Regions from separate parts of the Homo sapiens genome. Here all the other regions are linked to region 1. Evidence: chromatin contacts called from ENCODE Hi-C or POLR2A ChIA-PET data. All regions are on one chromosome and are shown on one strand. The core of a region is the stretch at or near the end of the contact, and the rest is flanking DNA. Distances in the headings are between cores, read along the strand shown. Region 1 holds the start of LINC01871 (long intergenic non-protein coding RNA 1871). Region 2 has its middle 68 kb from the start of LINC01814. Region 3 has its middle 110 kb from the start of LINC01814. Region 4 has its middle 81 kb from the start of LINC00299. Region 5 holds the start of LINC00299 (long intergenic non-protein coding RNA 299). Region 6 overlaps LINC00299 (long intergenic non-protein coding RNA 299). Region 7 overlaps LINC00299 (long intergenic non-protein coding RNA 299).

Region 1 (3,926 bases), core at 844-3,343:
GAGATGGAAGGTGAGTTTTCCAGGCCATTCCACAGGTTAAGCCTGCTGGCTGATTCAGCCATACAGGAGAGTTTGCCTGGGAATGGATACCCCAGTGGCTGCTACTTTGACTGATAAAGCAAGCCCAGGAAGATGGTTGAGAATAGTTTGTGCACTCCGATTATCTCTGACATTTTCCCAACTCATAGTTGGAGCAGAGCTATGACAAAGGCATGCATGTTGCTAGTGCAGACATCCTCTTGGCTGTTAAGGGCTGAATTCTGTACCCCCACGTTCATATGTTGAAACCCTAACATCCAATATCTCAAAATGTGCCTGTGGAGACAGGGCCTTCAAAGAGGTTGCTGAATTAAAATTTGGTCATATGGGTGGGCCTAATCCAATCTCACCTGTGTGTTTATAAAAGGAGATTAGAACACAGACACGCCAGGGGGAAGACCATGTAGGGAAACAGGGCAAAGGAACTGCCTGCAAGCAAGAGAGAGGCCACAGAGGGAACCAACTCCGCAGACATTTCGATCTCGGGCTTCCAGCCTCCAGAACTATGAGACAATACATTTCTACTGTTTAGCCACCCAGTCTTCATACTTTGTTACAGGGGCCCTAGCCACCTGTAGACCAGCATAGGGTCAAAAAGCTGTCATGACCAAGTGCCCACACTGGGTCAGCAGTCCCAGAAGCAGTATCAGAATCATCTGTGCAGATAAAACTCTGAAGTCCAAGAAAGAGCCATTGGCACACAAATAAGACCAGAACAAATCAGGGAACCAGGTGATGACCTTTACTGTCAGAGATCCGTGTATACAGTACAGTCAGCTGACAAGAGGGCTCTCAATCGTGGCCACATATTTGAATCACCTGGGGAGCTGTTAAAACCCATGACACTAGGTCACAACCTAGACAAATGAAATCGGAATCCCTGGAGGGTGAGACCCAGGCATCAAGAAGGATTTAAGATCTCTGCAAGATTCAAATAGGCAGCCAAAGTTGAGAACAGCTGGCTTAAAGAGATTACGAGACTTTGTTACAGTATCTCAGCACGGATTACATTTCAATTTAGTTCTTTGCTATTATTCTTATCCTCTGAAATGTTTACACCACACGACGGCCTATCACTGGCTCTGAATTTTATATCATAATCACATAATAGGTTCCTCACTTAAGTTGTAGACATAGGCAAAACTTTTCTTGTTTTTGATGTAAGATAAAGGGAGAGAATGACTGGAGCAAAACAAAAATAAGATAATACAAAATAAGTCATGGGGTGGCATCACATTTTAAGAGTCTTCATTTATGACAAAAGCACAAGCTTATTTGTTGGGGACATAACTTTTGCCATTTTTCCTACCTTGACTGTTTAAGCTCGCAGCAATTTTATAGCTCGCTGTACAGGCTAAGGCTTTTGGTGCCTTTCTTTTTTAAGCTGTGTCAAAATACCTTTAAGGAAAAAAGATGATTTGAAAGGTATAAACCCAACGAAAGTAATAGCACAGTTACAGTTTTTGTGTTTGGGCAGATTTTAAGACATTTCTATGTATTTTTCTGACACAATGGATCCTAAGGACTGCCGTAGACGTAGATTAGTCTGATTTTAGGCCATTGCTTTGCAGCATTATGCAGTTTTTATCTGAAAGACGTTTCAAGAGGGGGAGCTAGTTAGCTAATTAATTAGAGATTGTGACTTAAATTTTTCAGACAAGAGATACTTTCCGAGTTTAAGGAGAACCCGAAGAAAGCTGCGTTTCTGTATCCGTGCCATGGGAAGTCTCCTGTCCTGTTTCCACTCTGCCTTCTCCATAAAGCAGGCTGATTATCAGGGCCCTCACACAAGCCCAGCGTGGTAGCTGATTAAGGCTTGACAAGCAAAAAGCAAACAGGATTTCTAATCATGTGTCTCATAGAAATGGAGCCACAAAAACCCAAAGAATTGCCATTACACCCCAAGTCATGCAATTTAGAGCAACTCAGGAAATAGGTGCACACAAGCAAACCATGTGGTTAAAGCCTTTGGAACTGGTTTGAGCAAAGCTGTAGGTGATTTGACAAAATCATCTGCAAAACCAGATTTCTAACACCTCCCTGCTGTGTATCTCATTTCTGCTGATGTGTGGTGCTTCATAAGATGGGGACGTTAAGCATGCAGCAACTACAGTCATTTGTTCTCAGAGGTGAGTGTTGCAGTTATTTTTATTACTTTTTCTCTTCTTTACTCTATTCCTTGCCTCTCGCCAGACATTCCTTAAACCACCTATCAACTCTCCCCTCACAGTCTTCCTTTTCTGTCTGCATTCTTTTTTTGAACCCAAATCTAACTTAGCTGCTTTTGTGGTTTTTCTATTCACTTTGTCAATTTCTCCCTTGGTTAGAAAATAAATTCCTGTGCACACTCACACCTATGCAAGGGCTGCTCTCAGACATAGCAGGAGGCCAACTTCAGCCTCAGCCTCTTGAGCAAACATTCCCAAGAGGGAAGAGCAACATGGGTGTGTGTGTGTGTGTGTGTGTGTATTGTGTTTATTTGTATGAAATGTCAATAGGGCATACTAATAGCTTGTGAACAAGTATCTATATCAAGATAGACAACCCCAATACATTCGACATGTTGAATATTTAACATGAATCACACATTTCTTGTGAATTGTGAGCAATATAGTTGTACTTATGTGTATAGATATGTGTACATTTATACATGTATATATATAAGGTACTCTCTATAGAGTACCTTATAGCTTACAAAGTGATTTCAAGTACATTTTCTCACTTGACCTAGAAGAGAGAATAAGTAGAATGTGCACATCTTACTCCACAGGGAACCCCTCTTGGAGGCCGGTCTCAGAGCTAAGGTGATAAATGGGGCCAAGAACAGTGGCTGATGCCTGTAATCCCAGCACTTTGGAGGCCGAAGTGGGTGGATCACCCGAGGTCAGGAGTTCGAGACCAGCCTGACCAACATGGTGAAACCCTGTCTCTACTAAAAATATAAAAGTTAGCCAGGCATGGTGGTGGGCACCTGTAATCCCAGCTACTCGGGAGGCTGAGGCAGGAGAATTGCTTGAACCCGGGAGGCAGAGGTTACACTGAGCCAAGATCACACTCCAGCCTGGAGGACAGAGCGAGACTCTGTCTCAGAAAAAAAAAAAAAAAAAAAGATGGTAGATGGAGTGTGACAGTTTGTGTTGGCATTTTGGCTTGGCAGAATTAAAGCCTAAAGTGCAGGGCCAAAAAGAGCCAGATTTGCAGCCTAGCTTCACCACTCCCTAACCATATTGCACTTGGGCATGTTCCTTAATCTCTCTATGTCTCTGAAACAAGAGGAAAAATCTCTTAGAGTTATTTGTGCAGAGTGAGCTACGATGTGTAAAATGATAGCCATTATAGCATGCACGTGAGCATGTACTATTAAACATAAGCAATCATTTGTGAAGCATGTTGAGATGCACATTGTCTAGCACCCCTGAGCCACCTTGGCTGTCCCGTAGCAGTCCCCAAGAGTCCTTTTCTAACATGGTTATGCCAGAATAATTTGGTTAGTTCAGGTGGGGTGAGCACAGTGGGGCAGGAACTGTGTCTAGTGGTTGCTGGGCAGTTTTGCACCTGGAGCTAGCACAGTCAGTTTTGTTGCACAAATGTGTGCCAAGCACTTTTCATAGGTCAGAAGCTAGAGAATAGTGTGCTTGTAAGCAAGCAATGAGAAATAAGATGGGAGCTCTTATTGGGGTTCCCTAGCTTCACCATCTTCAGTAACTTCCATCTTTGGTTCTGGCGGGCTTTTCTGAAGGACAGAACAGAAGCCCATGATAAAGGTGGGGTTGAGAATTCAAAAGAGATCTTTAGAAGTAGAACAGGGCCAGGGCCCATGTTAAGATTGAACTTTAAGGCCAGGCACGGTGGGCTCACACTTGTAATCCAGGAACTTTGGGAGGCCA
Region 2 (3,926 bases), core at 611-3,110, 790 kb after region 1:
TGGCGCTGAGGGAGGCGGGATAGCTCGGACTCAACATTGCTTGGACATGGTAGCAAGAGAGACCAGGGAACCTAGGATGCCTCCCTCACTGCTGGCATGGGCCAGGGGAGAAGGGTGAGCCCATCCTCTGAGCAGGGAAGCCAGGTGCCAGCACAGGCAGAGCCAACTTCAAGTCACACAGATCTCATTCAAACCCCACTCTGCTGTCTCTTAACTGTCCAACCTTGAGCAAGTATCTTGGCCCCATCTGTAATCTGGAGATGAGGACAGTACCAGCCCCACAGAGCTGCTGTGAAGATCCCATGAGGAGGTACATGCAAACCACTGGGCACGATGTCTAGCACTCAACAGACACTAAATTGATCACGGCTGTCATTTAAATTAGCCACATAAATGTGTTTCATTCTTGGAAGGTCACGTATTCCTCACAGCGTATGGTGCCCCAGTCTTTCCACTACTGCTGCATTTTGGAGTGTCCTCTAGCTTTCAACCATGGATAATGAGACCTGCAGATAAGCCATTTCCAAACTCCCCTAGTAGAGCCAGGCACCCCATCCCCATCCCACAATTCTCACTGCCTGGTCCTCATTTCTGTGCTCACCTCCTTCCCTTCATGGAGGCTCTCAGGCAGAGCTGTGTGACCTCCCTTTCCCTCTCCATCTGTCTGTGCAGAGCTAGCACGGGAGGGCTTGGCAAATGTTTATTTACTGAGCAGGAGTTACCAACTTTTCTCCCAGCTGATGATTTAAGTACAAGTTTCAGTATGATTCCTCCAGTAGCCGACCAAAGGCGGATTTTAAACTAAGAAACACACCTGTATTTAGCACACCAGGGGATTCACCAGTTCCCCTGGGGCTGGTCTTGGCACAGTTTCATCCAGAAAAAAACCACCAGAGGAACCTTCAGCACATTAAACACCCATAGGCAATATGCACTGTGTGGGGGGTCAGGTGCTCATTGTCTCATTTCTTCCTCTGCCCATGAGGTAGGGTGTGTGAGCCCCATTTTACAGATGAGCAAACTGTTGGTAGGCAAGTCTACTTTGCTAAAGGTCATGTCGCTGCCGCATGTTTATCTGCATTTGAGACTAGAAAAGCAATTGATGTCTGTTCTAGGAATTAGGGACACTGGTGCTGAGAACACTTAAAAATAGCCCCGTGCATTTTCCCATTCTTGAAACAGGTTTACTAATCAGGAACGCAGCTGAAAAAATCCAGCAAAATGACTCAGTTCCAAGTAAAATGTCATTTCTCCCCCATCACTTTGGGACAACCCCAGCAAAGCCAGCACAGCATAGAAACAGAAAGAGAGACAGCAGAGAGGCCAAGAGGCAGAGAGGAGAAAAGGGGAAGAGGCCACATGGGTGGCTGCAGGGCCTCTCACAGTGCCCTGCAGCCTCAGTCAATTCCGGGGGTGCTCACAAGGCTAAAACGCTGGCTGTAAAATCAAGGGCAAGCTGGAGGGCTGGTTTCCTGTCTTCTAAATATACTCCTGTTCCGATGGTATCTCGTCCCCTGCGTCACGAAGGAGGGCTGCCCTTGACACTGTGAATGTCTCAGGAACACCTCAACCCAAAGGAAGCTGGGGTGTAGAAAGCTCGAGGTTCCTAATACCTTCAGGAACAGCACACTCAGGTCCTGCTCAGGCACTGGGCATGGCTGCCTCCTGCTCCTCTTTATCCACCCTCCTCCCCCTCCTCCCCCTCCTCCCTCTCCTTCCTCCCTTCCTCTTCCCTATCTTCCTCCTCCTCAAGGTCTTCCTCCTTCTCCCCCTCCTCTTCCTCCTGCTCCTCCCTTTCCCCTCCTCCTCCTCCTCCCCTTCCCCTCCTCCACCTCCCCACACAGAGCACCTCAAGCCCTCCAGGTGGGCAGTAACTGTCCAGCAGAGCTGCTGTCTGTGAATGTTATCAGAGGAAACACTTCAGAACTGAGAAGCAAACAGAAACCATTCTACACCTGCTGTCGCTCCACTTCCTCTGGGCCCCAACCTCCAGCCAGGTGTCCTCATGGGAAGAAAGGGCCCATTCAGGACTGCGGCTAGTGGTTCCCAGTTGAGTTCCTCCAACATGGCAGGAAGAAAGGAAGACACAGTAGGAGGCAGCAGAGCCTTGTGGTGAAGCCTAGGGCTCAGAGTGGAGCCCACCTACTGCCCATGCTGCATGTCCTGGCTCTGTGACCTTCGGGCAGGCTGTGGTTTATCATTACTTGTAATTTGTAACATTGAGTTACAAATACTGTGACTAGTTCAGAGGATTTATGAGGATGAAATGAGTTATCTGCTTAAACCACATAACATAGTGCATGGCCCTACACTTTGGGAGCTGGCGTGCCTGCCCTGAGCCCCACGCATTCACACTGTGTCATTTTTACAGCTGTGCCACCTGCCTCCTCACCTTCACCCTCCACCCCTCACACACCCTTCCAGGGTACCCCGATCCCGCAGGCTGCTTCCCATCTCTCCCTGAAATGCAGCCCGTCCTTTGGAGAGCCTTCCAGGACCTTTTCCCACTCTTGTGCACGCTTGACCATCATCAATTTAGTGATCTTTTCCCTAATAGATTTCACGTTCTCTCAGGCCCAGAGCCATGTCTAAGTAACAGTGACTAGTGGCTATGTGAATCTATTAATTCTCACACCTAAAATAGAACTCCACACAAAGGAGGTGCTCAATAAATGCTCATTGAGCAATCAACAATAACGACCAAGGCTCAGAGAGGTGAAGTAACCTGCTCTGTGTCACAGAGCTTGGAAGTGGCACATCTGGAATTCCAAGGCCAGTCACACCAAGGCAGGTCCAAGTCCTACTGCCCCTCAGCATCCTCCTCCCGTAGACGGTGATGCACCTGGGGGAGCAGAAGCAGTAGTTCCCAAGTCTACAGTGGAGCAAGAGGCTCAGAAATGGAGATCTCGGAGCTGCCCGCGTACAGCCTGGAGTAAAGGACACGCCATGCTGCCATTAAGCACCATTTCAGCCCCTCGTTGCCTGCACAGGTCCAACACGGAGCAGCTTGGCTGGGAGGCAGAACGGCAAGTAAAGCCTCCCTCCAAACAAGCCACCCCGCAAAAGGCTTGAAGGAGCACCCGTATTCAGAGACCACCCACTTTAATACAGATAATACTCTAGTAGCTTATATTTATTGATTTCCACACCTGCTAGGGACTGTTCCCAGCATGTGTGATTAAGAGTATCTATAATCGCAAGGCGCGGTAGCTCAGTCCTATAATCCTAGCACTTGGGAGGCCGAGGCAGGTGGATCACTTGAGCTCAGGAGTTCGAGACCAGCCTGGGCAACAGGGTGAAACCCCATCTCTACAAAAATACAAAAATTAGCTGTGTGTGGTGGCACATGCCTGTAATCCCAGCTATTTGGGGGAGCTGAGGCAGGAGGATCACCTGAACCTGGGAAGTGGAGGTTGCAGTGAGCTGAGATCATGCCCCAGTACTCCAGCCTGGGTGACAGAGCAAGACTCGGTCTAAAAAAAAAAATATATATATATATATATATATATAAAATTATTTGATCCTCGTGGCAACCTTACAAGATGGGCACTGTCAGCCGCCATCATCAGCATCTTACAGATGGGGAAACTGAGGTGGGGGAGAGAAGCAAGTTGCCTAGTGTCCTGAGTATCACACTGCTAGAAATTCCTGCAGCCTGGGTGCAGGCAGTGGGGCTCCAGTATCTGTACTTTTTACCAGTTTGCCACTCTGTTTTGATGTGATTTTTTTTTTTAATGTTAAAGGTGAGGTGGGGATAAGTTCCCAAAGGTGCTCATTGAGTCCCACTGTTGTGGAGTCACTTTCTGTGGAGTCCTCATGACAGGCCCTGGAGGCAGGAGACCCGGAATCACCTACTCCCACAAGCCCATGCCGGCCTGGCTCAGCCATGCTTTTAGAAAGTACTCCCAGGAGGCTATTGCAACACT
Region 3 (3,926 bases), core at 644-3,143, 750 kb after region 1:
CACCTGAAAAAGCAGCCACTTATTGTCAGGGCTCTTAAAAAAAAAATAAATACTTCCCTAAAATCAGCGCAGCACACGTCAGTATAACGGCTGTCACCTGCTAGCTGTTTGGACCGTGCTAAAACCTTTTTCCATATTCAAAAAGGTTGTTTCAACTACATTTAAGCAGGAAAAATCAATGAGGGAAAATCACAAACTGGATCCGGCTACAAGGAGCTCAGAGAGGAGAAAATCAGGCTTTCCCAGCCTGCAGAGCTCCCTGCCAGACAAATGACAATGACAGGGACTGAAATTAAAAGAGAAGGGACACAACGCCCTTTCCACTTAACTCCAAGGGCAAGCTCTTTTGGTTTGCAGCTACATTTGCCAACCCCTCACCTAGGATTCTCCCGAGAGATATAGGAGACATTTCCAGACTCTCAAAGGAGCCCATAAAATTGCTTTAGAAATGGGACTAACCTTTTGCAAGGTGAGAAGTCTGCCTTCATTACATATCTTAGGAAAAAAAAATAACTATGAGAAGCAAGACTCGAAATCTACCACAAGAAAACACCAACAACAAACGGAATTAATAACTCTGAACACCAAAGAATGTACCTGCTCTTTCATTCAACCAGCTTTTATTAAACTATTACCTACCAGACACTGTGGGAGTTACTGGGATGTTGGGGTGTATAATTCTGGATCTGTGCCCTGGAGGAGCTTGTATGGGAAAGACAGACACTAAACAAACAGTTGCGACACCGTGGACTAGCCCTGTGCCAACAGCAGGAATGAGGTGATATGGGAGCCAATTCACCCACTTGGAGGCTCAAGAACAGGGGGATTTTGCCAGATGCAGCAGGGTGATGATAGGATTAGACAGGATGATAATGGAAGTCCAGAAATGTGAGTTACAGCCTGTAATCCCAGCACTTTGGGAGGCCGAGGCGGGTGGATCATGAGGTCAGGAGATCGAGACCATCCTGGCTAACAAGGTGAAACCCCGTCTCTACTAAAAATACAAAAAATTAGCCGGGCGCGGTGGCGGGCGCCTGTAGTCCCAGCTACTCGGGAGGCTGAGGCAGGAGAATGGCGTGAACCCGGGAAGCGGAGCTTGCAGTGAGCCGAGATTGCGCCACTGCAGTCCGCAGTCCGGCCTGGGCAACAGAGCGAGACTCCGTCTCAAAAAAAAAAAAAAAAAAAAAAAAGAAATGTGAGTTACAGCCACACCTTAAGGCACACCTCTCACTTCCTTAGTGCCCTATGAGAATGCCTGGCCCCTACGGCTGCAGAGCAGTACAAAGGTTAACGAGATGTGGGAAACCACTCAGAATTTTTATGCTAAAGTCATTACATTTGAGAGCGATTTCATATTGGCTGGACTTTGGTCTCAGTCAATATGATTTCATCTGGCACCATTTATGTTACCAACTTAAACTGGCTGCTATTTCCCCAAAAAAGTATTTCCCTAAAAATCTTCACATATATGTCTGCCTTTTCATCAATTAAGGAGTATTTACTGCACACCTCCATGTGTTCATATCCTATTTGACATCTATAAATGAATCTTAAAAAGTGCAACTAAGCAAGCGTGTATCAGTGGCATCCATCTTCTGGTTTTCCTTTTCATTTTGATTGGTTTGCTATTCAATATGTACGTGCAATTTTTTTCTTCAAGAAAGGATTCAGCCTATCACACTTGTCTGTGTTTTTGGTTTCTGTGGAAAGAGCCTAACATGCAGTGGACACCAGGATAATGGCATTTGGCAACAGAGGTCAATGCTACCTGTGGGGACTGGGGTTTCACTATCCCCAGGAAATGGACCTACATGTTAACAAGGAAAGTTTGCCATTTACCGGGCTTCTGATGGTAACAGATTTGAGAGAACTAGCTGGTGAGTGGCACCAACAAGAAGTCAGCGATCCATCCGGGGTGGCCCAGGCTCAGCCACACAAGAGAAACTGCACTGTCCTCTGCACCCACGTCTGACATTGGTCCTCCCGTGAAGCTTCATGGGGGTGAGGACCAATGCTCCAGGGAACTCCTCCAACACACAGGATCGGGCCCTCCCCCTCCTCATCTGAGTTATATCTGGGCTCTCTTTTTCTTTAAGGGGACAAAGGAGAAAGAATGCCAAGCTTACTGGTGCATTAAATGATTGAGAAATGTTTGCCATTTAAAGCTGTTTCACTTCCTGCCTGATACCACAAAGAAGCTTTTTAATGAAGTTAGCCTTTGCCTTTCTCAATGCCACTATGCGCCTGGCTTGTTTTGCCCACTTTCTGTTTTCAAAGCTAGGTATGATCAGGAAACACGTGGTTTCTATTGTTTCAAACAAGTAAATTTCAATTCAGTCAATTTAGGGGAAAAAGTCAGGGGGCGTCCAAAGGACAGGGTAGAGGGGCGGAGCATACGAGGATGGCCGAGGGGGCACAGACAGCAGGCAGCGGGGTCCAGGTCTTCACCCTGCTCTGAAGGGGCCTGGCTGCCCTAAGTCAGCCCAGGCTCCCACGGGAAGCTGAGCCCTCAGGCTTGGGGGGTACTATGGGCTCCCAGAGTAGGGCCCCCCTCATTCCACACGTGCCCTTGCTGACTAAACCCTAAGCCCCAGGGTTGGCACATGACTTTCCACAGCTACAGCCAAAAAGACAAACACCACAAATTGCTTCGTGACCCCTTGTCAAGAGTGCTCCCAAAATGAGAAAATCTATACCACAAGAGTCCTACCACTGGGACACAGCCAACTTCAGGACCAGCACGAAAGCCCTGGCCAAACCATCCTGCTGCTACTAAAGTATGAGTTGTCCATATGACTGACAGAATCTCTGGTTTAAAGTAACTGTGGCTACTGCTTCTTCAGTGCTTATGGGCATGTCGGGTACTTAGCACTTGGTGTACGCCTATTCATTTAATCTTCCCAGCATCTTGCAAGACAGGTGTCGCTATCTCTTTTTACAGATGAGGAAACAGAGACAGAAAGAAGCTAAGGAATTCCAAGGTATCTGGGTCAGCTGCTGATGCAGCCCTACCCAAGGTGTGAGAATGTAAGTCCATGCTCTGTATTACCAAGTACAGTGTTCCAGGGTTTTCTGTTCTGCCCCCACCTCCACCCCCAGCCAATACCTATGTTTGAAAAAGGCCCGTTTCTAGCAGCGTGTTCATATTTATTCATTAAGTACTTATGAAGGGTCCACTGTTGGTCAGGTCCTGGAGATAAAGAGATGAATATCATGGTATCTGTCTTCTACACGTGTACTCTCCAGTACCCTCCACGATGGTGCCACTAGCCACATGTGTCTATTGATTGCTCAAAATTTGACTAATATGAATTGAAATACGTAAAGTGTAAAATACACACCAGGCTTCAAAATCTTCTTATGAAAAAAGTGTAAAATATCTTAATCATGTTTCTATTGAATCTTATTGAATCTATGTTAAAATTATATTTTAATATATGGATTAACTAAAATCATTTTTATTTCCATGCATTTCTTTTCCTTTTTAAAACGTGGCTGCTAGATAGTTTGAAGTGACCTACGTGGCTCACGTTCCATTTTTATCGGATTGCACTGCGCTAGAGGCACATGTCTGGAGAGGAGGAGACGTGAACAGAGCTGTCCCCATGGCCCAGGCAGGCAAGGAAAGCAAAGGAAGCATGAAGGGAGGCCAGAGGAAAGCAAGGGAAATGCCACGCCTGCCTTACGAGCTCCGACAGGGAAGTCGAGCCCTCTTATCAGTGGTCTAGTTGACTGGAGAGATAATCTACCACGCTCGCCAGCCTGTTCTGGAGAGACTCAATGACAACCCTATCACGTTAGAGGACCTGGCTCAGCAGTAGAACACAGGCTGGCAGCAGAGACTGTGGGATTCAGCTCTGGACACCAGCACCAGCTCAGATGGGAGCTCTGCTGTGGTTTTCACTTTGCTCTGGCTTTATTTTTAT
Region 4 (3,926 bases), core at 504-3,003, 680 kb after region 1:
CCATTCACCAGGGGTTTTCATTCCTATTCCATATACTGGACAAAGTCACCCACAGAGCAGCTGAATTACTTCCTGGTCTTTCTTGAAGTATTTCAGTTCTCAGGCAGACCCGGGGCATACAAAGTTGTGTCCAAAATCATCACTCTACCTCCAGGTTTCTCTGTAACCAGCAATTTACTAAAAGTACTTCCTGGGCCTCAAGGTGGGAACTTTATGAGCTTCAGATTCTGTACCTTCCAGTCTAACCAAAGTTATACGTGATCATTAATTTCATGTTTCAACTTGACTGGGCTACAAGATACCCAGATAGTTGGTAAAACAGTATTTCTGGGTTGCCTGGTACAGCGTTTCCAGAAGAGATTAGCATTTGAATCAGTGTACTGAGTAAGGAACACCAATCCTCATCAATGTGAGTGTCATCATCTATCCAATGAATAGAGTAAAAGGTGAAGGAAGGGTGAGTTCACTCCCTCTGCTTGAGCTGGGACATCCTTCTACTCTTGCCTCCTGACATTGAAACTTCTCGTTCTCTGGCCTTCAGACTTGAACTAAATTCCCCACCAGCTTTCATGGTTCCCCAGCTTGCAAAGGGCAGGTCACAGGACGTCTGGACCTCCACAACCCTGGGAGCCATTAACATTGTAAACCTCCCACGTGTCTATCTCTATATGTCCTACAGGTTACGTTTCGCTTAGAGAACCCTGACTAATACTGTATACTTCCCAATGCCTACTTTAATCCTCAAAAGAAAGCTGAATCTGATTCACACAGTTTTATTCAATAAAGATCTCGATGACAATGTCAATTCAGGTGATTGGAACAGTTAAAACTGAGCCAAAATGCTGTGTGACACTAAAAATCCAGAAAAATTTACAGAAAAAAAGTTATTTGTTATTATTTATTTATATTTATTTTATTTTATTTTTGAGATGGAGTATCACTTCCATTGCACAGCTGGAGTGCAGTGGCACAATCTCCGCTCACCGCAACCTCCACCTCCTGGGTTCAAGCGATTCTCCTTCCTCAACCTCCCCAATAGCTGGGATTACAGGCTTGTGCCACCACGCCCAGCTAATTTTTTTGTATTTTTAGTAGAGACAGGGTTTCACCATGTTGGCCAGGCTGGTCTCAAACTCCTGACCTCAGGTGATCCACCCACCTCAGCTTCTCAAAGTGCTAGGATTACAGCTGTGAGCCACTGCGCCCGACCAGCAAAAAGTTATTCTTACTCTGTTTTTCAATGCTACTCTATACCAAGCTGTAATGGGTATACATACATAGATTATAAAGCAATGAGACCCCTTGTTTATGTCCCACAGTGATGCCCAAGTTATCTGCGATATGCTATATTCATTGGTTAATGTGAGTACTTGGGGAGTTTCTAATATAACCTTTAATGTGTGTGAACAAATTGCCAATAAATCCCAGAATAGACTTTAAGAAGTCAGCATGATTTTTCCCTGTTAGATATCATCTTTAAAAAGGGTAGGAGAAAGTTGTCTGGAAAAAAAAAAAAAAAAAAACTTCAGCATGTAAATTAATTTTAAAATGGGCATGGTAGTTTTACATTTTGAAGATAAGAAGATTAACCAGAAGGAACTGAGAGAGAAAATTATCAAACCTGAATGGGGAAAAATGCCTGAAAAAATATAGCTGTGAAGAGAGCTGAGTCATTTGTGATAGAATTTTAAGGCCCTGCAAAAGTCCCGAACATGGTCACAAGTGGTTTACATAAATCCATGTGCCCTCTTCTTCGAGCCAATCAACTGCTCTCCAGCCCTGCGGCGAGTGGCATCGCTAGGATGAGTCAATGACACTGTCACACAGTAGAAAACACAGCCTCCTTCCATCTCCATGATGTGCTTTCTCACAACTTCATTAAACTGAACCAGAAATCACATCAGACAACATGGAAGAGTCATGGGATGACTTTTGACATGAGATTGAGAGACAGGTGGGTGAGACTTCAAGAAAAATGACACAAAGATAAGACAGTTTCAGATTCAAGATGATCTTACACTTCTGAAAACCCAAACATCAACGTCTTAGGGCCAGAAAGTAAAACTTCTAATGAATAGGATGTGAAAGTCGCCAGGCAGACTCCTTGCATTTCACCATGACACTAAATGAAAGCACAGAAAGTCCAGAAGCTAAATGAATGTGTAAGATTTCTCAGACAAGATCTCTGGGGTCGCTCTAATTATAACACCCAAATGTTGTTAGCAACAATAGAAAGAGCAATTTAGATATGTGATTTGGTGATTGTTTAAAATACATTTGGGGCTCTTTTGAGAGTTCTGAAATTTCCATAGCAGCTGCGTACTTCAGACCTGGTGGCATTTGGGGAAACACTTGTCAAATCCATACTTGGAGCCCAGGCTGCCTGGTGAAAACGGATTTTTTTCCCTATTGTTAAGTGAAAATTCCATGAGCAAAATATTCTTACATTGTGCCCAGTAGAAATGTACCTTTCCACTGAAAATATTACCCTAATGAGCTTGCTTGTAATGTTCACACTGGAAATAACAGAAACATGCAGGCCCTCCCTGTCTTTTTCTCTTCTATGACCTTCTCCTCCACTTTACTGACAGAGTATGAGTAAGCTGGCAGAAAATCAACAGGGACAAAGGGAACTACTGGCCTCTTGGTTACAGAGGGCCCTTTCGATACCATCCTACATCTACAATACACCACCAGTTTCCTCCTCCATGATGTGACGTTCTTTAAGGAATAGTTTAGAAGGGCCTGACTTAGAACTATGCCAACAGCTCTTGGCACCACTTATTTGCAGACTCTGGCCCAACTGGCTGAAATCAGTCTTTGCTAATTTATCAGCCAGCACAGGTCTCAGCTGCAGTTTTCAGCTTTGATCAAAGCTGAAGCCCATATCATCGTAACATCATGTGTGAGTCTGGGTCTGGATCAGCAGTGGCTGGGAAGACTAAGGAGAAGCACAGAAGGGACCCAGAGTATGGCTGGGCCACCTGCTCCCCTCATTAGGATGGGATGAAATAGTGCAGCTGATTGGCCCAGGGAGAAGGGGGTGTGGGCTGGAGATGGAACAGAGGAGGGTTAGAGAGGGGCTCCCAGGAGGCTGGAATTCTATCTCACCGGCTGCCATCTATTAACCTTGACTAAAGACCTGGCACTGGCCTTGGCACTTACAGATGGTTAGGAACCCAGCCCTCGAGGACTCAGAGACCAGAGACCGCTAGTTCTAATATAGGTCAGACCTGTAAATGCATGAATGGGGAAGAAATAATCAACAATGGGACTACAGAGAAACAAAGAAATATCAGAAGGACAGACTACAAGGATAGTTTAGCCGCAAATTCACCCAAAAACAGGGAAAATTAGAGGAGGAAAAAAGGTTCCAGGACCTTTTTTCCCTTCATTCGAATCCACTTATTAAGCACCTACTAATGCAACCATTTATTAAGCACCTTCTACATGCAAGACACACAAATATTAATAGATAGAGTTCCAGCCCTCCGGGACTTCAAGACACAAACACAAACAACTGTGGAAAAGATTGCATGGTAATAAGATATTTCCCTGTGCAAAGTACTGTGAGTGAGAGACCCTGTCTGGGGGAGGATCTGGAGAGCTTCCAGGAGAAGTTGCCATTCACAATGAGCCTTCCAAGGTGAGTAGGGCTTCAACTTGCCAAGATGGGAGGTTAGCTTTGGCTCAACTCTTGTAAGCCTGAAGTTAACAATGCCAGGTGCAGAGCTTTCTTCCCTTTCCTGGAGGTTTGAAGGGGGAGGCTCACAGCCTGCAGGCAGCATGGCCTGCATTCTCTTACGAGATGTATCTCTTTGAGATACGGCTCCTTGCCCTGCAGAAAAGTGCAGCAGTTAACTGGAGCAGCAAGGAGACCCGGAATTCTGGGAGACCACCGGGCAAAACAGAGGCTGACCCAACCC
Region 5 (3,926 bases), core at 983-3,482, 600 kb after region 1:
TCTTTTCACACCTTCAAGTGAAGCCAAACTCTGTTTGTCAGCTTTACAGCACTGTTGTACCCATCGAGAGAAGCCTGCTTGCTGGCAGCCCCTGCCTGGAGCTTGCCTCTTTGCCTGCTTTGCCCCCAGACCCCTCCTTTGGTGGAAGCCCTCTACTGTGGCCCAACATCCGGTCTTTCTCTTTATACTTCAAAGTCAGCTCTGGAAGCTCCATGGTGAAAAGATGGGGCTGGTGTTCCTGGGAGAAAGGGAAGAATGAAAACCTGTTTCAGCATCATGGAGTGGAAGGAATATAGGCTTCTGCATCAGGCAAACCTGCGTACAGCTTCCAACTCAAGACATTCACCATCCAGGGGACCTTAAGCCTCAGGCTCCTCACTGTTAAATGCCAAAGAGTCAAGTGAAAGAGCTTGGGCAAAGTTATGGGCATATGGAAGATAACAAATGGTAACAATTATTAACTATTTCAAGAGAAATTAAGTCAAGGAGGGTAGACTTCCACTGAGCAGCTCCAAGTGATAACTGACGTTTATCACACACTTACTGTGTGTTTGGCTATCTTCTCTCATTTACTCTTATTTCATTTACTCTGCTCAACTATCCTATGACACAAACATTGTCAATGTCTGCATTTTCCAGAAGACGACTGTAAAGCCCAGAAGGATTAAGTAGCTTCCCCAAGGTCACACAGTAAGTACTGGGATTCAAACACAGACAATCATCCAACAGAGGCCATTCTCCCGAGGACCAGGACATATCCACCCCCTCCACAGAAGCTGGTGAGGCTCAGGGTTTCCATTTGAGGATCTATCATTCCATGGCTCCCTGTTGTTGTTTTTCACCAGGGAAGTCAGAGTAGAAGAAAAGTTGACAAATGTTTATGAATGCTGGGAAAAATTAAAAAGTGCCAGAGCAAGAGCGGAGTGGAGAATTGTCTGCAGAATGAGAAAACCCAGGTGGCAGCAGCTACCTGCAGACTTGACTTAGCCCAGATTCCCCACCAAGCAGAAACTGAGGCCGACTTAGATGCTAACGTTTTATTGAAAGATCCAATCCCTGGGCAGAAACAATGAGAGGAAAGGGAAAGATTGAAAGCAAGCACAAGGTCGGTGTGTAAACACGTGGTCATTGCTTCCCAAGCCACCAAGAGATTTAAGGGTCCCTGGGCCACGTGGGGCCCCTGGAAACAGGCTGCACAGAGACCTGCCCTAGAGCCTGCCCAGGAGGCCAAGGGAGGAAGTGGTCTGCCAGCTCCCTCATCTCCCACCTTCGATTAGTCACAGTCACCCCACAGGCAGTGACACCCATACTTCCCAGGGGGTCATCTAGCCTCTCCAGGTAGCTACAGGGGACACAGATCCCCCTCTGAGGCATTTCACCCTGGCCTTGGAGGGGCAGGGGTCAGGGGCCCCCCAAGCCTAGTGCAGCCTCAGCCACCAGAGTATGAGAGTGGCCATGTGGAGTCTGTCATCACCTCCAGGGGATCGCGGATGCAGGAGGGTAGCAGCTACCTGGGTGCTTCACAAGTAAGAACCCAAGGCCCCTGGAGACAAGTGAGGCCCAGAGAACTCAAGGACCCAAGAGGGGCCTTAAAATTGTGCCTAAACAGGACCTGGAGTCCCTCTGAGAAGTCATGGGCCAGGCACAGGAAGCCTTGCCAAGCTGCAGTCCTGGGCTAACTCACAAGTCTAGGGGCTTGGAGGGGCTCCGTCCAAGAATACCAGAGCTTCCTGGGCACCCAAAGCCGTAGAGTCAGGCCAGCTAGGGCAGCACACATGGCTGTCCCCACTCTTAAGACTGATAGACCAGAGCCCAGGCCGCCCCCAGAGCCAGGCAGGAACCATTCTGACCACCGGCCTGGGGAAGGCCACTCTTCCCAAGGGCTGGTGTAAGGAAGAGGCTCCTGGACTCGGAATGAGAAGTTGCCAATTCATGACCTGCCCGGCCTCCTACTAGCTGCACACCTTTGGATGAGGCCTTGAACCTCTTCTCTGCAAAAGCAATCCTAGCCGAGCCCTGCCAGCCTCTGGAACCTCTGTCTCCTCACCTGTAAAATGGGGTAAGGGTCCAGGCTGGTCCAACTCCTGGGGCTACTGTGAGGATCACGGGGCTTTGCCGATGAAAACCCTACTGCCCTGCCCTGCCCTGCAGGCCTGTCCTGCATGCCCCTGCTCATCCACGGGGCCCATGGGCCTGAGGTCAGGGCGAGGCATGGCCACCCTAGCTCAGTGTCAGCCCAACCCTTCCTATCAGAGGGAAGCAGAAATTGCCCTGTGCAGCCTGCTTCCTGCCCCATGACAAGGGGCTTCCCCTTAAGATGATTTTGTTTGTCACAGCCCATAAGGGGAAGGGTATTCCCTGAACCAGCACAGCCCTTTGATGGGACCAGGGGGCCCCTGTCCTGGGTCCAGCACTCCTATCATGAAGAGAGGGACAGGAGAGTCGATGGGGGAGGGCACGAGCCTTCCCAGGGAGACCTGATCCCATCCACGCCTTGTACCCAAGCCCCCAGAATTCCTAGCCTAAATGTCTCCAAACCTACTTCCAGGGCCCAAGTCTGATCCCCTGGACATCCCAGAGCCTGGGGAGGCCCAAGGCCCACCCCTGTGGGTGGAGCACCCTGACAGGGAAGAGTGAAGTCCAGGGAGGGAGGAGAGGAGATGTGAGAGGGGGAAGGGAGGCCGAGGGCAGCAGGGGCTGGAAGCAGCTTCCTCCAAGGCCTTCTGCTGGCCTGAAGTCTCAAGGAGTCTGAATTCCAAATTCGAACCTAGCCATCAAGGTCAAGGTAGTAGGAGAGAAACCATTTTACTCAACAATGTATAAGCAAAATGTGTCATTTTTTAAATATGAAGATCTTTACCATGTGGGCCCCATTCGAACTCTTGCTCTGGGGACCTGCCCATGTTCAGGAGCTATGTCATTTTACTCAGCCTCCTTCCAGCAACTTCCACCCTCTGCTGCCCCAAATCTCAAAGCCTCAGGTGCAGTATTCTTCTAAAACCTGGATACTCCCTTCTGGTCCACAGGGCATCTGTTCTAAGGCATCCCCCTTGCCTTGATCATGAAGGGAACGTCCTTTGAAAAGGCTGCCGTCCAAAATATTCCCTGCTGTCCATTCATTCACTCATTCATTCCTTTATTCAACAAATGCTTGAGTATATCCTTCTGTGCCAGGCCACACTCTGGAGATAGTGCAATGAACAACACTGGCAGAAGCCCCTGCCCTCATGAGCTTCTATCCTGGTGGACAAAGACACACAGCAAGCCGGTGAGCATGTGAGATGAACAGAGCATCAGGAAGGGCCACCAGCACCCTGTGCCTGCACACCCACTGTGACTGCCCATGGCTGGGGGCCTGGCCCACTGTACTTCACATGGTGGACAATGAGGCCCTGTGAGGCTCCTTGTGGCCCCTAACTCCTAAGTGACCGGGCTGGGATTCCCACTCAGATGGTGCTGAGGTCAAAGATCTCAAAGGCTTTCCACCGCCAGGTCCCTCCTGAGTCAGGACTAGCATTAATTATAATAACAGTATCAATTAGCTCCTCTTGGCTCCAAAATATAATGGCTGCTTCCTCTGGTACAATATTAGGAGCAGGCACCAGATGAAAAAGCAAACGGATCGAACACCACCCACAGAGATAAACTGGCCTCGTGATCAATGATGGTGGATTTTTTTTTCAACACAGATAAACAGGAAAGGAGTTTTGGTTTTGAAACTCAAACGATTTCCTTGCTGTAGCCGTATCTAGGTTGGGTATCGAAGAAAACAAAAATAATTCTGGGCACAGAAGGAAGATGGAATATTTCTGCACTCAACACTGGGCCAGTTTGGCTCATTCCCAGACATAAAGAATTCTGGTGTCCATTTTTAAATAAAAATAAATAAAGCAGTTCAACCCAGATGGGGGTGCCAGCAGATGTGA
Region 6 (3,926 bases), core at 1,427-3,926, 580 kb after region 1:
GCCAACTATGCTTCCTCCAGAAGCTAAAGAGGCACCTCAGCACTGTGCTACCTCTTTAATGGGAGGAGGTATGAAGTGCAATCTCTCTTTACTTTGGAGGGACTCTCCTGTTAAGTCCCTAAAAACTCCACCAATGTGGAAGGCCTCTAAGTCTTCACAGGGCTGACCTCCCAGCCTCGCTATGCATGTGGCTTACCAAGACCTCCAATCCACTTGCCACTGCTTGCTTATCTGGTCCAATGAGCATGCCACATCGAAGTCGTGGGTAAAAGTGGTAGTCTATGGAATGTCCAGATAGGGCAGGTGACTTCAGACTAAAAAACAACAAAAGTTAGCATGCTTAAAAAATAACTGGATAATTCTAAGCTCCTCAGAGACAACTGAAATTTGCCTCATTTAAAAACTAAAGATGCACTTAAAAATATAAAATCAACAAACTGTATGATTTAGTCTCTACCATTATCAAAATATTATGATTTTATTTATTATATGAGGAGTCTGTTTTAGAAACAAATATGCAAAATAAACCATAAATAAGAATTTTTTTAAGCAACAAAGTGAGAGAGTTCACATGGACCAGGAATGGGACCATAAAAGTATTCTTTGTTTGTTCCAGGTCAATGTGAACTGCTTCTGATCCTCCTTTGTTCAAGGATGAAAAACAACAGTTCACCAAGTCAATAGCTTCCTTAGAGAGGCCAAAGACTCCGTTTAATCTTGTCTAGCAAAAGTTCCATGCTTGGCACAGCCACTGCAGGTGGAGATATGACTTGACTCGCTGTATGGATATTTACTGTCCCCCATCATGGCCCACCAGGTCTGTGTGAGGGGCAGCCACCATGGTGAATTAAATGAGGCTATGGCAAGGGCCACAGCCCCTGCATCCTTTAAGTCTTTGAGGGTAACACTCATGTCTGACATTCCTGCCATCAACGCAAGATGTGGTCATATCTGTGGTTTACGATCTCGTAGGGGAAGAGGCCTACCCCACTACAACATCTTTTATTCTAGGCCAAGGAGCCAACGTGCAGGTTCTGCCAATGAACCTGCCATTCACTCCTATTATACTAGAGAACCAGGGAAATGAAGAATGTGAGCTAGGCTTGAAAAAAGATTCCATTTATTACCTGCCTTCCTGGTCTCCAGTCTAATAGGAGGGCTATGGTAGCATCTTGGGTCTCCAAATATCAATGTTAGCTTAATAGTCCTTGAAAAGCTAAGGCATTCGTCTTTCCCCAGTGTGCATTTGCCTAAATAAATGTCCTAGATACCTTTAGGAGAGAAGTGGGGGAATTATTGCTGAATGCACCTGCTGTAATATGGTACCATCCTTCCTGGGAAGAGCTCTGCTCCTCCTTCAGTCAACAGATTCTGGGGCTGAGAATTAGCTCCATTCAAGAAACTAGGCAAAAGATCCTGACTTTTGTACCTCCTGGTAATCCACACGTGCTTTCTTGTAGAAATTAAGCATTGCCCTTGTTGGGTGCCCATCTATCTCCTTCCTAAAACAATGAGCCTATTGAGAGCTCTCTGCAGGGCAGGAACCCCCTGGGTGCCCCACTGATCTTGCCTCTCATTGTGATCATGGCCTCTGCCTTGCATCCAATGGTGAGCATACCACCTGGCCTTTGTAATCCCAGGATCCTGTCATCCCCGTTGCTACCAGGAGCCAGTTCTGTGATTTCATCATCTGTCATCAGCTCTGGCACATAGAGCACAGCCATTCCTGAGCTCAGTGACTTTGGGGCCACTCTCACCAGTGCATTCCTTTGTACATGGGAAGTCCTCCAGGCCATCTCGTGAAGATAGTCAGCACCATGGATGCTAGCATGTCCACTCCAGCATGGCCACTTCTCTGAGCCATTTGGTCCCTCTCTCCACCATCTGCCTGAGTGTGGGTCACTGCTTTCTCTAGGCTTTTAAGCAACATCTGAGTTGAGTCTTAGCATTCTCTCCAGGGATCTTGACCAAGATGCTTAATCCTGTACCACCTAGATTGCTCCCTCTCAATAAACTCAACCTTATTCGATTTTATATCTACACTCTTTGATCCAATCCCATGAATATATTCCCAGGTCCTCTGCAACATATTAGCTCGACCCCACAGCTCCTTCACCTGATATCCCCTTTTGGCCAAGCCAGCCCAGCTCATCCCCAGTCGGGCTGTGCTGAGATTTGGTTCTTGTTATTCTTTGGTTTTGCCAACAGGAAAGATGAGGGTAGATCCTGATGGGTCAAGCATTGTCTTGTATGATACCTACCTCATTTGAGACCTCTGTATGATCTTCAGAAAAGGAAAGTCTTGCTTTTTTTTTTTTTTTTTTTTGACCGAGTCTCGCTCTGTTGCCCAGGCTGGAGTGCAATGGTGCAATCTGGGCTCACTGCAAGCTCCGCCTCCCAGGTTCAAGCAGTCTACAATCTTCTACATGACATGAGAAATAGGCCATTTCTGCAGGCCCAGGGGACTCAGGGGCATGTAAGTGTTCAGGGTTCCCAACTGTCCAGGGCTCCCACCCTAAGTGTAAGGGTCTCACCTCTTTCCCATTAGAGCCCTGTGTCTGAAGGACTGAGAACTTAACCTACTCAGGGTTCAGACTGGTCCTCCAGCCAACCTGCCTTCCAGCTGCAGATCATCGGGGTTTTCTTAAATGCTGCCAAGGAAGTGCTCTGGCTTTCACAGTTTGCCTGAAACCAGTGATGAGTCATCCTGCGCCTCTGCCTCTCTCTCTTCAACACTCAGTAGCCTCAGCCTCAGCCACCCAAGCCCACAGGCCTTCTGGTTATCATTTCATCAGCCGGCCACCTGCTTCCTCTCCAATTTTTCATTAGGGCCTGCAACTCACAACCACGTCCAGTGTCAGCTGCCTGAAAGTCTTCCTAGAAACAGAGTCTGAGATGGAAATTGCATGCAGAGTGCTGATCAGAGGGTGTTCTCGGGAGATTCTCCTGTAAAGAAGTGAGAAAGGCAGGATGCTGCAGAAGCTGAAGCTGGCTGCAACGAGGCTACACTTGGAGCCACCCCCAGCCAATCCTAAGTGGCGCTCTCGAGCTGGGACGGCCCATCAGAGTTGTCCCAAGTTGAGGCAAGAGGGCCGAGCCTTTGCGTTCCTTCCTCGGTCAGTTTCAGAACCTGGGGGATATGACCTGAAAAGAGGCCATTCCCTGCAGCAGGAGGGGGCATCCAGTGCGGGCTCTGCCATGGCCATCATCAACTGTCACTGCAGCTAGCGGGGAGACCTGGGCAGAGCACCCCAATGGTCACTGCAGCCGAAAGAGGACTGCTTGTCTTTCTGCTCTCACACCCCTTACCTAGGGAAGAGCAGAGAAAGGGTTGCTTGAATGGGAGGAATAGCAAAGAGAACAAAGAAATCCCAATGAGGGGAAACCTCTCAGCGCACCAGCCTCACTGTGTGCTGAGAGGCACCCACTGCCTTCCCTGCACTCCTTAGATCTTGTTCATGGGTGGTTGTTTGTTGTTGTTGTTGTTGTTGTTGTTGTTGCTGTTTTTAATGTAAGAAACAGAATCTTGCTGTGTTGACCAGGCTGGTCTCAAACTCCTGGCCTCAAGCGATCCTCCCCCCTCAGCCTCCCAAAGCACTGTGATTACAGGCGTGAGCCACTGCATCCAGTCTCATTCATCTTTTTGTACCATATTCTCTGTCCCACCACTCAGAAATATCTCAGGTGCTGTACTAGTGCCTTACACATCCTGGACCCTCAGTGCTGTCTCAAACTCCTGGCCTCAAGCAATACTCCCCACTCAGCCTCCCAAAGCACTGTGATTACAGGCGTGAGCCACTGCATCCAGCCTCATTCATCTTTTTGTACCACATTCTCTGCCCCACCACTCAAAAATATCTCAGGTGCTGTGCTAGTGCCTTACACATCCTGGACCCTCAATGCATAGCATGGTAGCACCAAAAGGT
Region 7 (3,926 bases), core at 420-2,919, 510 kb after region 1:
TCCTCCAGTCTGACTCTTTAGTAACAACTAAAGCTTACCAAGATTTGGCTGCCAAGAAACCTCTGCATTTCTGTGGAGTTTCTTGAAGACCCTACTATCAGCAGAACGCATAGGAATGGGGTTATAATGGTAGACCAACAGGCAGTAGGGCAGATATTTTGGCTAGATGAACTGCCCTCTATTCATTCGTGCTCTCAGCAACCTGCTCCTCCTCCAAGAACTCTGAATACAGCCTCATTTCAGGAGAAACTCATTTTCAGGAGTTTTGCTGCTGTCACAAAAACTACTGTCATCTGAAACATTCATAAATAGATTTGCCTGCAATTAAGCGACATGAAATAAATGGTGAGGCCAATGATACCAAGAGAAGAGAAGATGTCATCTGTTTGTTAGTTTTTTTAAACCAATGAAGCCAAAGCTTTGGAATGCCCAAGTAAAAATTCAGTGTGTGCAGTGGAAGGCAGCATGACCCAGTTCTCAAACTTTCTTTGCTCAAAGTGCCCTAGCATCTCTGTAATTTGTTCACAGTGCCCTTGTGCCAAAAGAAATTTCTAATGGTTCCCCTTATTAAGTACTTCTTCGGTTATAAGCGTGTATGTCCTAGGAAGCTAGAAGCCATTTGAAAAATAAGACACAAATTGAAAGAAAAGAGGCCATTTTTATTTCATTCTAAAATAGTTATTTACTAATAGCTGTATATATCCTTAGGGCCCCACACAACTTCTCAATCCCTGGACTCAGAGTGGACATTGCTACTCTCATTTCCAGTTTCATACTGATTTTTCCACAATAGGGACTTTTTATCTAAGCCACTTCCAAAAATCCAGCTTTGCAAAGGTATGTTATTAAAAGGAATACAGCAGGACCCACTGTTGAGACTGAACCATCTCAACTAGTAGTCCACACACTGCCTGACAGATGTTGAGTAGCACTGTGTTTCCCTAGAAAACTGAAAAATTTTCGATAACCTGCAGGGCTTGTCTGCATTCACTATAGTCCACTGGGCTGCTTCAGAGCAGGACTAAGAAATCACAGAAATCACAGAGCAGGACTGAAAGATCCCTGGGTGGGGCAACTGAAGGCCTGGGTTCAAATCCTGACTGCCTCCAGCAGCTGTGCAACCTAGACCAAGTAGCAAACCTTTCTGGGGTTCAATTTTCTATGTATAGAAGGGAGGTGAGAATCCCTAAAGCACAACTTACTCTAGAATTCTCCCCTATAAAAGGGTAACTCCAAAGTAATCTGCACATATTTTCAAAAAGATACAGAGAAAGTGTGACCATAAAACTATGCTCCAGTTTCCCAAACCAGTCTACAGATCTCCTTAAAACAGAGACATGAGCTGTGACCACGGCAATTCTGATGTGGGTCTGAGATGGGGCCCTAAATGTGTATTTTTTTAAAGTTCCTCCAGATGATTCTGTTGCCTGGATTAATTTGGGAATCATTTCCTACTGACAACACAGCAAAATCGACAGCCTCGTGCTCCAAAGCACCAAGTCAGCAAAAAATGTTTGTGCATATTAAAATCTATCTCATTATTTGCTTTTAATGATACTTCATTATATTCTCTTTTCCCTTTTAATTTGGTTGCATCACTCAAGTGGTGTGTTTGATTCCCAGTTTCTTGTCAGAATAGCCATGATGCCTCACCCTGCCGCCCTAAAGCTCACAGAGACAGGAAAACCAGAGTCCCCAGTGTGGCTGCACCGGGTCTCCAGCTGTCCGTTTGCAAAAGATACAAAAACCGTTTCATTTTCACAATAATTTTTTTTAAAGACTTCCCCAGATATCTACATTTTCTTTGGCAGTTTGACTTCGATGACACAAAAGTTCAGGGTCAACTTTCCAAAAAATAATGAGGAAAGAGCCAGCCAGCTGCTCAGTTGTGTCCTCACTTTCAATGCTGATTGCTGCAAAAGTACACATGAAATTCTGATGCAGACAAATTGTTCCTTTCTCACTGAACTCAGCTAGAAGGCTGGAAGGGACATTTGGAAAGATGGTCATTCATGGGACTTATTTTTTAAAACATGAAAAAGAAGAGAATTTTAAAGCAACATCCACAGAGTCGAAGTTTAGCTTCACCAACAATTATTTCCTCTTCAGTGAGAGTTAGTGGCCAGTTACAAAGTTCAATGTTTGGGTTTGGGTTTGAGGGATATTTTTTCCCCCACTACTGAGACAAAGCCGTAATCCATGAAATATAGCAGATATCTCATGGACCTAGTTCTGCATGCTTGCAAACATTTGAAATTGCACTTGCGGTACATAAAAGATTTATAATGATCTTACCCACAAATATAAATTCTGTCCCACACAGGATAGAAAGACCTAGAAGCAGAAGCAGTGAACAGCTGAATGTGAGCAGAGTCATAAATTCAGAACACTTACAGCTTTGTAACAACCCTATCATAAATGTGGCTGATTTCAATTTAATTTATAGGACTTTGCAGCCGGGTCCAAGAATGTCTTTTGAAAACTAAGAAGTTAGAAGCAATAACATATAGTTTCTATAGTTTCAGTTTCCAAGAAAATGTCCATGGTCTTCAGGTGGCTCTGATGAGACAACATCCAGGCCATCCTTGATTATGCAAAATGACTTGGGGGAAATCCCTAAATTCATTGCAGCAAAATGCAGGCGTCAAAAGAAGGCTCAGAACACATACTAATGTCAAACCGCGGTGCACATAACAAAGGCTTGGCAGTGGGTTTCCAGGGAAACCATCCGGTAGAGTAGGAAAACCCCAATCTTTTGTAAGACAGATCAATCTGCATTCAAAACCCAGTCTCTCCTCCTTAGCTGAGTAATGATCACATGAGGAGCTGAAGTCCTCTGAAGCTCAGTTTCTCAATTTGGAATAAGGTATTTACTGAGCATTCTTTGCTAAGCACTATGCTAAATGTTTGCTTATATCATCCATCTCAGCTATACTACAACTTCATGGTGCTTTTTAAATCCCACTTTACACATGAGACAACTGAGGCACCCAGAGATGAGCCCTTTTCCTAGATCTGACCTTCTTTTTTTTTTCTGAGACAGAGTCTCGCTCTGTCACCCAGGCAGGAGTGCAATGACGCCATCTCGGCTCACTCCGACCTCCGCTTCCCAGGTTCAAGTGATCCTCCTGCCTCAGCCTCCCAAGTAACTGGGACTACAGGCATAGCCCAGCTATTTTTTTGTATTTTTAGTAGAGATGTGGTTTCACCATGTTAACCAGGATGGTCTCGATTGCCTGACCTCATGATCCACCTGCCTCGGGCTCCCAAAGTGCTGGGATTATAGGCATGAGCCACCGTGCCTGGCCCTTACCTTCTATACATGGAGAAAAGATTTGTACGTAGGCAGTCTGACTTCAAAGTTCTTGTCATGACCATTATACTAAAGTCCTTCACTCTAAAATGCAAGTACCTGGCCGGATGCAGTGGCTCACCCCTGTAATCCCAGCAATTTGGAAGGCCAACGTGGTAGATTACCTGAAGTTAGGAGTTCGAGACTAGCCTGGCCAACATGGCAAAACCCCATCTGTAATGAAAAATACAAAAAAATCAGCGAGACATGGTGGCACACACCTGTAGTCCCAGCTACTCCGGAGGCTGAGGCAGGAGAATCACTTGAACTCATGAGGTGGAGGTTGCAGTGAGCTGAGATCACACCACTGCACTCCAGCCTGGGCAACAGAGTGAGTCTTCCTCTCAAAACTCAATACGTAAATAAATAAAATGCTAATACCTGAATCCACCTCAGAAAATGATGGATTGATGTAAAGTACACAGGACAGTGCTTCTTAGCTCCCTTTTCTGAGATGACATAAAGTCTCATCCACTATTATTTTCAATAATTCACTGCATTGGCCCAAATAAAGTGATGAAATCTGCTAAACTCCTGGCCACTTATCTGCCTAAAATGTCTTCATCCCCTCAAC

The links. Hi-C counts contacts between places; a loop is a spot of excess contacts on that map. ChIA-PET counts read pairs that join two places held with the same protein, here RNA polymerase II (POLR2A). Pooled maps may share reads with other maps.
Region 2: a map of GM12878 shows a loop between it and region 1 (2.3-fold over the local background). The contact joins the enhancer-like site here to the promoter of LINC01871 in region 1. A Hi-C loop is called at or near these places in 1 of 168 maps with a recorded cell type or tissue (GM12878), 1 of 37 single-sample maps with no recorded cell type and 8 of 50 pooled maps. POLR2A ChIA-PET finds 5 or more read pairs at or near these places in 2 of 52 experiments (GM12878 and activated CD4-positive, alpha-beta memory T cell).
Region 3: a map of GM12878 shows a loop between it and region 1 (2.2-fold over the local background). The contact joins the enhancer-like site here to the promoter of LINC01871 in region 1. A Hi-C loop is called at or near these places in 2 of 168 maps with a recorded cell type or tissue (CD4-positive, alpha-beta memory T cell and GM12878) and 9 of 50 pooled maps. POLR2A ChIA-PET finds 5 or more read pairs at or near these places in 4 of 52 experiments (CD4-positive, alpha-beta memory T cell, activated CD4-positive, alpha-beta memory T cell, activated naive CD8-positive, alpha-beta T cell and 1 more).
Region 4: a loop to region 1 is called in a pooled map, with 5 times the contacts of the local background. The contact joins the enhancer-like site here to the promoter of LINC01871 in region 1. A Hi-C loop is called at or near these places in 1 of 168 maps with a recorded cell type or tissue (GM12878) and 7 of 50 pooled maps. POLR2A ChIA-PET finds 5 or more read pairs at or near these places in 1 of 52 experiments (GM12878).
Region 5: a map of naive thymus-derived CD4-positive, alpha-beta T cell shows a loop between it and region 1 (2.7-fold over the local background). The contact joins the promoter of LINC00299 here to the promoter of LINC01871 in region 1. A Hi-C loop is called at or near these places in 2 of 168 maps with a recorded cell type or tissue (naive thymus-derived CD4-positive, alpha-beta T cell and natural killer cell) and 4 of 50 pooled maps. POLR2A ChIA-PET finds 5 or more read pairs at or near these places in 1 of 52 experiments (activated CD4-positive, alpha-beta memory T cell).
Region 6: a loop to region 1 is called in a map of CD8-positive, alpha-beta T cell, with 4 times the contacts of the local background. The contact joins the enhancer-like site here to the promoter of LINC01871 in region 1. A Hi-C loop is called at or near these places in 4 of 168 maps with a recorded cell type or tissue (CD8-positive, alpha-beta T cell, GM12878, PC-3 and 1 more) and 11 of 50 pooled maps. POLR2A ChIA-PET finds 5 or more read pairs at or near these places in 3 of 52 experiments (activated CD4-positive, alpha-beta memory T cell, activated CD8-positive, alpha-beta memory T cell and activated naive CD8-positive, alpha-beta T cell).
Region 7: a pooled map shows a loop between it and region 1 (7-fold over the local background). The contact joins the enhancer-like site here to the promoter of LINC01871 in region 1. A Hi-C loop is called at or near these places in 1 of 168 maps with a recorded cell type or tissue (GM12878), 1 of 37 single-sample maps with no recorded cell type and 5 of 50 pooled maps.

The regions. Positions count from the first base shown.
Region 1 is chr2:7,723,686-7,727,611 of GRCh38, forward strand. It overlaps LINC01871 (long intergenic non-protein coding RNA 1871), which reads left to right and starts at 2,094. Exons shown (of 2, transcript NR_183384.1): 1 at 2,094-2,168.
Region 2 is chr2:8,514,136-8,518,061 of GRCh38, forward strand. No RefSeq gene overlaps it. Among named protein-coding and RNA genes, the nearest start is that of LINC01814, 68 kb to the right of the region's middle. RefSeq lists enhancers at 963-1,072, 1,273-1,322. Within about 2 kb of position 1,861, at least 14 of the 41 ENCODE cell types and tissues checked have a DNase peak (open chromatin) inside an H3K27ac peak, as active enhancers do; they include GM12878, where a contact is called at or near this core.
Region 3 is chr2:8,475,783-8,479,708 of GRCh38, forward strand. No RefSeq gene overlaps it. Among named protein-coding and RNA genes, the nearest start is that of LINC01814, 110 kb to the right of the region's middle. Within about 2 kb of position 1,894, at least 12 of the 41 ENCODE cell types and tissues checked have a DNase peak (open chromatin) inside an H3K27ac peak, as active enhancers do; they include GM12878, where a contact is called at or near this core.
Region 4 is chr2:8,407,163-8,411,088 of GRCh38, forward strand. No RefSeq gene overlaps it. Among named protein-coding and RNA genes, the nearest start is that of LINC00299, 81 kb to the left of the region's middle. Within about 2 kb of position 1,754, at least 6 of the 41 ENCODE cell types and tissues checked have a DNase peak (open chromatin) inside an H3K27ac peak, as active enhancers do; they include GM12878, where a contact is called at or near this core.
Region 5 is chr2:8,326,187-8,330,112 of GRCh38, forward strand. LINC00299 (long intergenic non-protein coding RNA 299) reads right to left here and starts at 2,233. Exons shown (of 9, transcript NR_034135.1): 1 at 2,048-2,233.
Region 6 is chr2:8,299,480-8,303,405 of GRCh38, forward strand. It overlaps LINC00299 (long intergenic non-protein coding RNA 299), which reads right to left. Exons shown (of 9, transcript NR_034135.1): 3 at 197-314. Among named protein-coding and RNA genes, the nearest start is that of LINC00299, 27 kb to the right of the region's middle. RefSeq lists enhancers at 1,191-1,747, 2,853-2,912. Within about 2 kb of position 2,677, at least 17 of the 41 ENCODE cell types and tissues checked have a DNase peak (open chromatin) inside an H3K27ac peak, as active enhancers do; they include CD8-positive, alpha-beta T cell and GM12878, where a contact is called at or near this core.
Region 7 is chr2:8,237,227-8,241,152 of GRCh38, forward strand. All of the region lies in intron 7 of LINC00299 (long intergenic non-protein coding RNA 299), which reads right to left. Among named protein-coding and RNA genes, the nearest start is that of LINC00299, 89 kb to the right of the region's middle. Within about 2 kb of position 1,670, at least 4 of the 41 ENCODE cell types and tissues checked have a DNase peak (open chromatin) inside an H3K27ac peak, as active enhancers do.